Linked DNA regions of Homo sapiens: region 1 is linked to region 2. A link is a loop called in an ENCODE intact Hi-C map of the cell type or tissue named here. Cell type or tissue: GM12878. All regions are shown on one strand.

Evidence for each region. Peaks named below come from ENCODE experiments on the same cell type or tissue, not always from the same donor. Only the 100,000 strongest peaks of a DNase experiment are listed, where the experiment ranks them.
Region 1: a loop joins it to region 2, with 2.9 times the contacts of the local background. A loop is called at or near these places in 1 of 110 quality-filtered maps.

The regions. Positions count from the first base shown.
Region 1 is chr4:170,334,274-170,339,273 of GRCh38, reverse strand. No RefSeq gene overlaps it. Among named protein-coding and RNA genes, the nearest start is that of LINC02512, 6.0 kb to the left of the region's middle. RefSeq lists enhancers at 1-508, 2,519-2,658. In GM12878, no CTCF peak of the experiment used is centred here; a DNase peak (open chromatin) is centred at 2,913; H3K27ac peaks cover 1,266 bases.
Region 2 is chr4:170,269,342-170,274,341 of GRCh38, reverse strand. All of the region lies in intron 1 of LINC01612 (long intergenic non-protein coding RNA 1612), which reads right to left. Among named protein-coding and RNA genes, the nearest start is that of LINC01612, 45 kb to the right of the region's middle. In GM12878, no CTCF peak of the experiment used is centred here; DNase peaks (open chromatin) are centred at 2,353 and 3,451.

The sequences.
Region 1 (5,000 bases), 65 kb before region 2:
AGCAGATAAAACACATCATTGTACATAGGACTTTCTGTCTTTCATGTTAATCTCTATTGCATTGTCTCAATCTCAAAACAAGACTGCCATATAAGAAGGTGTTACCCATTGTATCCAGCTGACAGTGGTGACATTGAGTGAGTCAAGCTAATAATGCTTAAACGTGGAATTCTCATGAATCTCGTTTAACACTTTTGCCACTTGCCAAGAGAAACACAATAACATCTGTCATTGAGGAGTTAATAATCTAGGAACAATCCCAGATTTACGTTCAGAACAAATCACCCACCACCAACGTAACTCCATTTCAAACTTAAAAGGACCTACCTCCCTGTGAAACACACAGCTGTTTTCCTGTGAACTGTTGAAGGAGTCCTTCTGTATTCCACATGAGATCATTATTATGAAAAGACTTTGAAAACTATCAACCAAAGCCTTCACAGTAACTCTTTGAACCTATTTTTTAATTGATGAGTAATATTTTATATATTTTATGAGGTACAATGTGATGTTTTGATATAGGTTTACATAAGAATAATTAAATCAAGTTAATTAACATATCTATCACCTCACATACTGTTTTTCGCAGTAAGAACATTTAAAATCTACATTTTAAAACAATTTTGAAATACACAATGCATTATTAATTACAGTCACCATGCTGTGCAATAAATCTCTAAAACATATCCCTCCTGTCTAACTGAAACTTTGTACCCTTTGAACATCTCCCCATTCCACCTACCTCCCTCCAGCCTCTGGTAAGCACCATTGTACTCTACTTCCATGAATTCAACTTTTTTTGATTCCACATATAAGTGAGATCATGCAGTATTTATATTTCTTTCTTCTTTCTTTCTTTCTTTCTTTCTTCCTTTCTTTCTTTCTTTCTTTTTCTTTTTTTTTTTTTTGACAGAGTTTTGCTCTTGTTGCCTGGGCTAGAGTGCAGTGGCACGATCTCAGCTCACTGCAAGCGCCACCTTCCAGTTTCAAGTGATTCTCCTGCCTGAGCCTCCTGAATAGCTGGGATTACAGGCACCCACCACCATGCCCAGTTTTTAGTAGAGACGGGGTTTCACTATGTTGGCCAGGCTGGTCTCGAACTCCTGATCTCGTGATCTGCCCGCCTTGGCCTCCCAAAGTGCTGGGATTACAGGTGTGAGCCACCACGCCCAGCCAGTATTTGTCTTTCTATGCCTGGCTTATTTCACTTAACCTAATGTCCTTCATGTTCATCCATGTTGTCACAAACGCCAGAATTTTCTTCTTTTTTAAGACTGAATAGTATTACATTGTCTATATATGCCATATTTTCTTTATCCTTTCATCCATTGATGGATGCTTCTAAGTTTGACTCCAATTCGAAGGAATAAATTATATTTCGAAGATTTTTTTTTTTTCATGCTATTCCATGGCTCTGGAAATGTCTGGACCAAAACAGGTATCATCAATGTATTCTTCTTACTTGTCATTGTAAAAGTCCTCTTAGCATACATGGGCAAAGCTAATAGTAAGTTAATTTTAAAAGTTTGTTAAAAGGATAAGTCAAAAACATATAGGTTTTAATTTTTTTATTTTATCTAAAAATGTATACATTTGCCAATGTACTTATATATAACAAAGGCTTTTTTTAATTAAAGAATGAATCTGCTGGTTGAAGTCTTAAGACATCTTATTTGCAGTAATCCTTAGGCTTTAGTATTTTATTTAAATACAATGGAAATCTAAAGATTCTTACAATAATCAGAGTATATAACCTTTTGAAAATTTAAGATTTTCTCTAATCTTTTGTAGTCATCTTGCCCACACATAATTTGATTATTTTTATTACCTTTATTATAACCTTTCCAAAGACTTCAACTTAGTCTTCATAGAAATAAGACACTCTTTTATTCACAATGTCGTTAGTTTCTATAATATTTGCTTGTAATATATTATTACCAAAATAAATACAACTGTCATAAATAGGTTTGGGAACCAACAACTAATTCTTGGCAAGCAGGTGCCTCACTGCAGACTTAGTAAAAAATAATCTACTAGCTGTGAGCATTCAGCATGTCCTGGCCATAAATTAGAAAATGTTCCCTAGGGAATGGCAAGGTTTGATTTCAGTGAGTCAGTCTAACAGAGGTGCATTTAAAGAACGTCATTTATATTTGATGAGTGTTTTCATTTCATCATTTCACCTGACTCTCTTACTTGATTATAAACTCCATGAGGACTGAACTCCCTTAAGGAACTGACACTTAGTTATACACCTTACAAACCAAACAAAAACATCCGGACTAATTTTAGTAAAATGTACTTAAAAAGTGAAATTATCAGTAAGCCATTCAGGTAGTGTATCTACATGATTACAAAGCTTCAGTTTCCTCTTTTCAAAGTTATTTTACATCTCTGTTTTTAAACTACAAATGATGCTATGTTTAAATATGCTTTAAAATGTATGTAATAATAAGCTCAGACTGTAACTAAAATCAGATTGAATCAGATGTAGGTTTGTAAATGATCTGGAAACCTTTTAGGACCATTGCTAGGGGAACATTAAACCAGCAGAGCAGTGTTTAATGAGTGAGTCATCTCTTTATTTTTAAATTAACAATAACACACTAATAAGGTAAAAAAAAAAAGTGAAATGAAACTGCAGGGAAGCTGGTGATAAAATCATAAAGGTTTTATGGTGATAAAAATCATAAGAGGATTCACACAGAACAATCTACATAACGGTTTCTTCCTCTTTCTATGTAGCAAAGGAAAAAGGGGATAAAATGAATTTTCAGGAACATAGCAGAGACCTTCCAACACAACGAATGCTAAAATACCTGAGAAAGCTCTGCCCCTGCTAGCTAACACCTAGAAGAGTGAGTGAGCCACTTGTGTCTATAAGTGGAAAGCAGCTCCTGGCGATGGGTCCTGGAAAGACAGAAGCTAAAATCAAGACAGTTTCAGAATGAGTTTGCTCTGATCTAGATAGAAGTAGCATGACATAAATGAGAAACAGAGATGACTGGCAGAATTAGATGTTTTCTCACCAATTTTCAACCAGTGTTCACATTTCTTTAAATCTTGTATTTTAATTGCATCTCAAATTTTTTAAAGTTTATATCAGCATGAATTAATTTTTAACAGCTTTATTGAGGTATAATTAATATACAGAAAAACCATACTGCAAGTTTGATCAGTTTGGACCAATTCATGCAGCCAGAGATACCATCACTGAAATCAAGTTATTAAACATATCTATCACCTCCCAAAATGCCCTTGTATTCTTTTATGTTTTGTTTTTGTCATTGTCTTTTATGTTGTTTTTTTTGTGATAAGAACAGTCAACTTGAGATTTATCCTCTTAACAAATTACTGTGTCTAATACCATATTGTTACCTATAGTCACTGTGTTGTACAGAAGATTTCTAGAACTTATTCATCTTTCATAATTGAAATTTTATACCTGTTAAGCAACAATTCCCCATTCTTCCCCTCCTGACAACCTCTAGCAACCATCATCCTATTTTCAGCTTCTATGCGTTTAAGTATCTTAGATACATCATATAGGTGAAATAGATGAACCTAGAGGGAGTTATGCTAAGTAAAATAAGCCAGTCACAGAAGGACAGATATTGCATGATTCAACTTATATGAGATATCAATTAATTCTTTATTATTTTAGATACGAATTCTATTTTTGTAGCAAAAATCTGAGTAGAAATGTGGGCTCTCCTCTATATCACAATTGAGATTGTGGGCCTGACTCTTCAAAGCCAAATTGAGTGTTGACCATTATCCAGGCAAAAGATCATCCAGATTTCAGACAAAATCATGAAGGTGAGCAGCTTCTGGAGTTGCAAGTCAAGACAAAAACATGAAAGAACCATCAAATGGATCTTTTAGTGACTCATTAAAACTTTTACTTTCTATCCACATATTTGGAATTATCTTACAAGTCATATGATAGCAATAACAACTGTAGTGACAGAGGTTAAATGAGGCTATTAAAGAAAAGACAAATGGAACTCGTAATTAAATACTACCAATAAAAATCATATGATCATTTAAGCAACTTTAACATAAGACATGTAGTCAGCACTTCCAGTAATAGAAGAAACATTCTTTTTTTTTTTCGAGATGGAGGGTCGCACTGTTGCCCAGGCTGGAGTCCACGTGGAGTGCAGTGAGGCAATCTCGGCTCACTGCAAGCTCCGCCTCCTGGGTTCACGCCATTCTCCTGCCTCAGCCTCCCGAGTAGCTGGGACTACAGGCGCCCGCCACCACGCCCAGCTAATTTTTTGTATTTTTAGTAGAAATGGGGTTTCACCATGTAAGCCAGGATGGTGTCGACCTCCTGACCTCATGATCCGCCCGCCTCAGCCTCCCAAAGTGCTGGGATTACAGGCGTGAGCCACCGTGCCCCGGCCCGAAACATTCTTAAACAAGCTCTTGCCATGAACTTTCTTACAGAAGTGCAAAGAAACATCTAAGAAAAGAGGTTATGAAAGTTTACTAAAAGCATTTACTAAAAAAGTAACTTCACTTAAACAGAGATTTTGAAAAAAAAAAAACCCTCACAAATCTTTAAGAAATTTCCTAGCTGATTTAGGGTAGAACACAGTTCCTTATGCTGGAGATGTGAGCACACATCTCCAAATGATTCCTGTTTACATTTCCAGCTAGAGTTGATGTTCTTTTAGTAAACTTTCAAAAAATTTAAAAAAGAGATTTTGAAAGTAAACTTTCAAAAAATTTAAAAAAGAGATTTTGAAAGTAAATTTTCAAAAAATTTAAAAAAGAGATTTTGAAAGTAAACTTTCAAAAAATTTTAAAAAGAGATCTTGAAAGTAAACTTTCAAAAAATTTTAAAAAGAGATTTTGAAAGTTTACTAAAAGAACATCAACTCTAGCTGGAAATGTAAACAGGAATCATTTGGACATGTGTGCTCACATCTCCAGCATAAGGAACTGTGTTCTACCCTAAATCAGCTAGGAAATTTCTTGAAGATTTGTGGCAG
Region 2 (5,000 bases):
TTAAATTTTGAATAAAACTAAATAAAAATTTTAAAATATATCTTCTAATATGAAAGCTGTTGCAGAATAAGCAAGCCAGGTATATTCTCATTAAGTTACTAAATTTTAAAGATGAAGTTAGAATTGTTGAAGCATCCAGGCAGAAAAAGCAAATCAACATTAAAAGAGAAAGAAAAAAACATTTGGCTTCAGACTTGGCTTTTTGAACAGTAACATTCAAAATCTAAATGCATTGGGTGCAAATTTCAGTCCGTATATTAAAGCAATTATTTTCTTTTATAACAACTTAGCTTCTGTTGCAAACTTTGACTTTGTGGTGGAAAGTCAATATTACTGCTTTCCAGGATGCATATGAGTTTCCAGTGACTATGGAATACCTGTGAAACAGAGGAAAACCTCCTCCTGGTCTTGTTCATCCTGTTTCCATGTTGGCTGCCAAAGAGGAAGGCCTATTCTCTCCTGGTCTCTTTCATGGTTCGAGGAGGAAACTAAATCCTGTTGCAGTGGTCCCTTCTATCTGGTTCATTAGAGTCGCTTAATTTAGTGCCTTCTGCAAATGTACCACCACTTCCTTCCTCACATTGGAATACGGAGGACCTCTGTAAGGCCAACATATGATGCAGTGCTAAGTGTTCCATGTCTCTGGGTAATTCTGGTGTGCAGAGGGCTTCTTTTCCCCAACCCTGCAGTGGGAGAAAAGGATGCAAACAGGAACCTTACTCTTATATCATCAACTTTCCCTTTGGACCTGAGATTTTTACAACATAAAAGTCAATACCTTTGAAACCCAAAAGCTTTTCTTTGCTGTTCTGTAGAATCATAAACTCTTCTGAGGCAAGGATTGACAACTGGTTGAAAAGACAGAAGGACAGGAGGGAGAACCACAAGAAAAGTGGAAATATTCATATTTTTTAAAAGTCATGTCCCTTTACATAAGGAAATGTTTTTGTTTTTTGGTTTTGGTTTTGATTTTTTTTTTTTTTTTTTTTTGGTAAAAGACAAAGGGTTTATAAGATCCAAAGAGAAACCAGAGTATGAGGAAATGTTATTGGCTATTCATTAAGCAATTAGTTTGTCCCACAATAAAGGCGCTATCCCATCATTCCTTGCAAGGCTCTTGCTTCTTCCTCGTGACTGTAGAAAGCATGCTAACAGTTCACAGTCTGCTGATTTAATTGTTCCTGAGTCCCAACCCACTCCCTGAGTCTATAAAATCTACCTTCCTAGAACAGTCTTTCAAGCTCTTAGCGAGTAATAAGTAAACATAGTGATTCCTGAAAAGTCTTAATTTAAAATGAAATTAGTTGGCTAGTTTTAGCATTCATTTATTTATCCAGATACTGATTACCGACTTTCTGCAATGTGCTAAGGAAACAACACTGAAAAAAACAAACAAACAAAGCCCTGTATATATATATTCCAGGGAAAGAAACAGAAAATACACAAATGAACAAGTTAACCTCCCTACCCAATCACCCTTACCCTTCTAATCCACTAGGGGAATTTTCAATTAACACTAGAGTCCCCTATATATTAATTAAGCTGATTTTAACTAATAAAAACAAGTTCATGTATGTTCCTGACAGCAACATGACAAGTATTTCCTCGCCTCTCTTAGCATCTTCACCTTCCGTAATCTATTTGCTTCCCACTTCACATAATGGCCTTGGGATGGCACTGCAGGCATTGCAGCATTCTCCAAAAGAGAGTATCTGTCCCAAAGTTATATGGCTAGCTGTCTTTTTAAGAAAGGCAGGTCTTTCAACTGACTCCTAACTCTTTTAGGTAATAAAATTCCTGATAATAAAAATGCCTTTTTCCCATTTCTCAAAACTACATGTTAACAAAAGGTCACAAGCTGGCTCCAGTTCCCTGTGTACTTTGCAAGGTAATATAGTTCTGAAAAGAAAAGCTTAATGTAAAGGTCAAGATACAAAATCTATTTTTCCTGACTATAAAGTATTGAACACTTCCTGAGATTCATGAGCCAAGCTTTAGTAGCCTGAATAGTACCAACATTCCTTTAAACTCATGAGAATTTTTAAGTATGAGAAAATATGCGAGAAACTAAAACGAACTACACAAAAGTGTACTAAAGGCTGTATCGATTCAAGTCTCTGAAATTGACTTATGTCCAACACCTCATTTCATAAACACACTCATACATGAAACCAAATACACTTTACGTGGCTTTGTGTAATAAAGGTAATTTAAATAAAATTTTGTTAAGATTTTTCCAACAAAGGTGACTCTAAATTTGAATGAATTGAATTCTAGTATCAAAAATGAATTACATTTTAAAGTCAGAATATGTTTCCCGTAAGAAAACACATTCCTGGGGAATTGAGATGAAAATGTTTAACAAGACCACAGAAAGATAACACGGCCCTGGGAACTCTGTTTCAAAAAACCACAGATCAGCTCTCTGGCTGCCCACATCCACTCTTGGGCATCATGAAACTTGAATAATTCTGCCCATTCTGAATGAGGGCTCCCTCAGCCAGTGACCTCACTCACCTAAAAGCCTTACTATTACCTGGAAATCTCCTGGTTCCCCTTCCCAATATCTATTACTTTAAATGGAATTCTGACAAAACAGAATTCTTCCCATTTTCTCTTTGGCAGGATATTTCAATAGCTCATAGAGCTGGTTACACATTCCTTTAATCAATCATTATTATTTATCACTCAATAAACACTTTTCTCCTTTTGTAAATTCTTTAATTAAAAATTAAAGGTATTTTGTTTTCTTCATGTGTGAATTAATCATGCAAAAGCATGGCAAGCAGCCTAAAAAGTTTCATCTTTCTTAACTTTTACCATTTTGGGGAAAATTGTGACAAAGAAGGAACAAAGAGTAGTGTGATTTATGGAAACATGAAATAAGGACAATAAAACTGCTCTAGACGGATAGGAAACTTTCTCTCTAGGAAACGGAGCCATCTACTATGAAGTGCCTTGCTTACAAATGTAATTTCACAGGTTAGGGGTGTGCGAGATGGGGAGGTGGGTTTAGTTCTTTTTGTTTGTTTTACAAATATTGGAATGCTCTAAGACTCCACCTCCTCAATTCTCACAACCTCTAAAAAATATTGAAAAAGCTAATAACTGTTATAAATAAATTTTCGGTGCCACAAAGAAATAGCACTCGAACATAAATTTAATTTTCTCAACAAGGCAATTTTTACTTCTATAGAAGGGTACAACTCGTGAATGGAGAAATGGTGAAAGCGCACCTGAACATGGGAGGGGAAGGGGTTCTTATCCCTAAAGCAGGTAGCCCCCACTGCTGTGTCGTTCCCCTATTGGCTAGGGTTGGACCACACAGTCTAAGCTAATTCCGACTGGCTATTTTAAAGAGAGCATGGGTACAAGTCAGAGTGGCAGGGTGAGTAGTTTGGTGGGAACAATAGTTACAGAACAGGTGACTCAGGATAACTGAAGTCAGAGCAAGTGACCAGGGGCGACTCAGGATGGAGCAGGTGATAGAGGCTAGGAGGGGGTTGTTTACTGAAACTAGAAGCAAGAGGGTGAAGAGAACCAGGAAGTTAAACTTTAAAATAGAGAACAGAGAATAAGAGAGCTGAATATACTGACATACTGATTCTTTGAAGAGAAACTTGGAGTTCACTATATTTAACATAACATTTTTAAGTAGATCCCCTTTGCTTACTTTTAGCTCTACAGAGTAGAATAAAGTGAATATAATGAAACTTCTTTTTAAATTATACATTATAAAGATACATATCAACTATGTAAAAAAATAGCCATTTATCATAGAACCTAAATAAGTAAAAAACAATTATACAAATTTATTTTTCTACCCACCTAATTGAAAGTCAAAAAAATAAATATCTGTTTTATTTCTTCTTAAAAATTAGGGTTCATCCAAGCCATTAGATAAAGGGTTGTTTGGCAATTTGATATCTGCGTGTTAAAATAATCAAATATATATTGTAGCTGATGGCTTCAATAATAATAACAAATCTAGATTTTTGTTGTTGTCGTTGTTGTTACATCCATGGGACAAGAATTTATTATCTATCCTCAGTAGCAAAATTTGAAAAAAATAAAAGCCTAGCACTTAGTAGAGCAAAATAAATATTAGTTTAGTGAATAAATTTGTACTCTGAATTTAAGCACTTTGGTCCTTTCCTAAGATTTGCCCAAAGCAGAACGCAAGATGGTCAATCTTTAACCATCCCTGCTACCAACTCTGTAATCAAGTCTCAGCACTGCAAATATTTCCAAACTGTATCTAAATTGCAGGACACTTTATTCTGGTTTGCTAGAGTTGGTGTTTAAATAGAAAAAAAAAACAGCTCCTTTCTGGATTATTAATTATTTTAGGAATACAGAATTTAAATTTCAACTTGGCCATGGTAGAGGGATAAGAAAAGATCATACAGCTAAATAATAATTCACAGAAATAAATTGCTTCCTTCTGGGTTAATTGTATGAATCTTGACACACATTTCCTAGGAGAGCTAGAAATAGAAAAAGTAAACAGTAACTTAGCTGGACATGGAGACTGAAAGATTCCCATTTACTCTGTATATATGTGAGGTACCAAAAATAACAAGCTCATTCAGAGGCTTTCATTTTGCAGGAAAGGAGTGAAGAAAGATTGAAAGAGAGGCAGGAAGGAAACTATTCACTGTTTTCTCACTGTTTTCATGATTGCTATGACCAATGATTGTATGTGGTGATAGCTTGAATATTGCATGAGCCTGGTGGTTGGGTCCTACACACAGTAGGTATAATAATCAATATAACTTGTTTTGACTCATTGATACATGGAGTCATTAAGCTTCTAGGAACTCCAAAAAATTCATGAGAAAGCAGAAGACTGAAGCAATTTTAACTTACGGAAGTATGAGTTTAAAAATTCACTAATATAAGATGGCCGAATAGGAACAGCTCCAGTCTGCAGCTCCCAGCGTGAGCGACACAGAAGACAGGTGATTTCTGCATTTCCAACTGAGGTACTGGGTTCATCA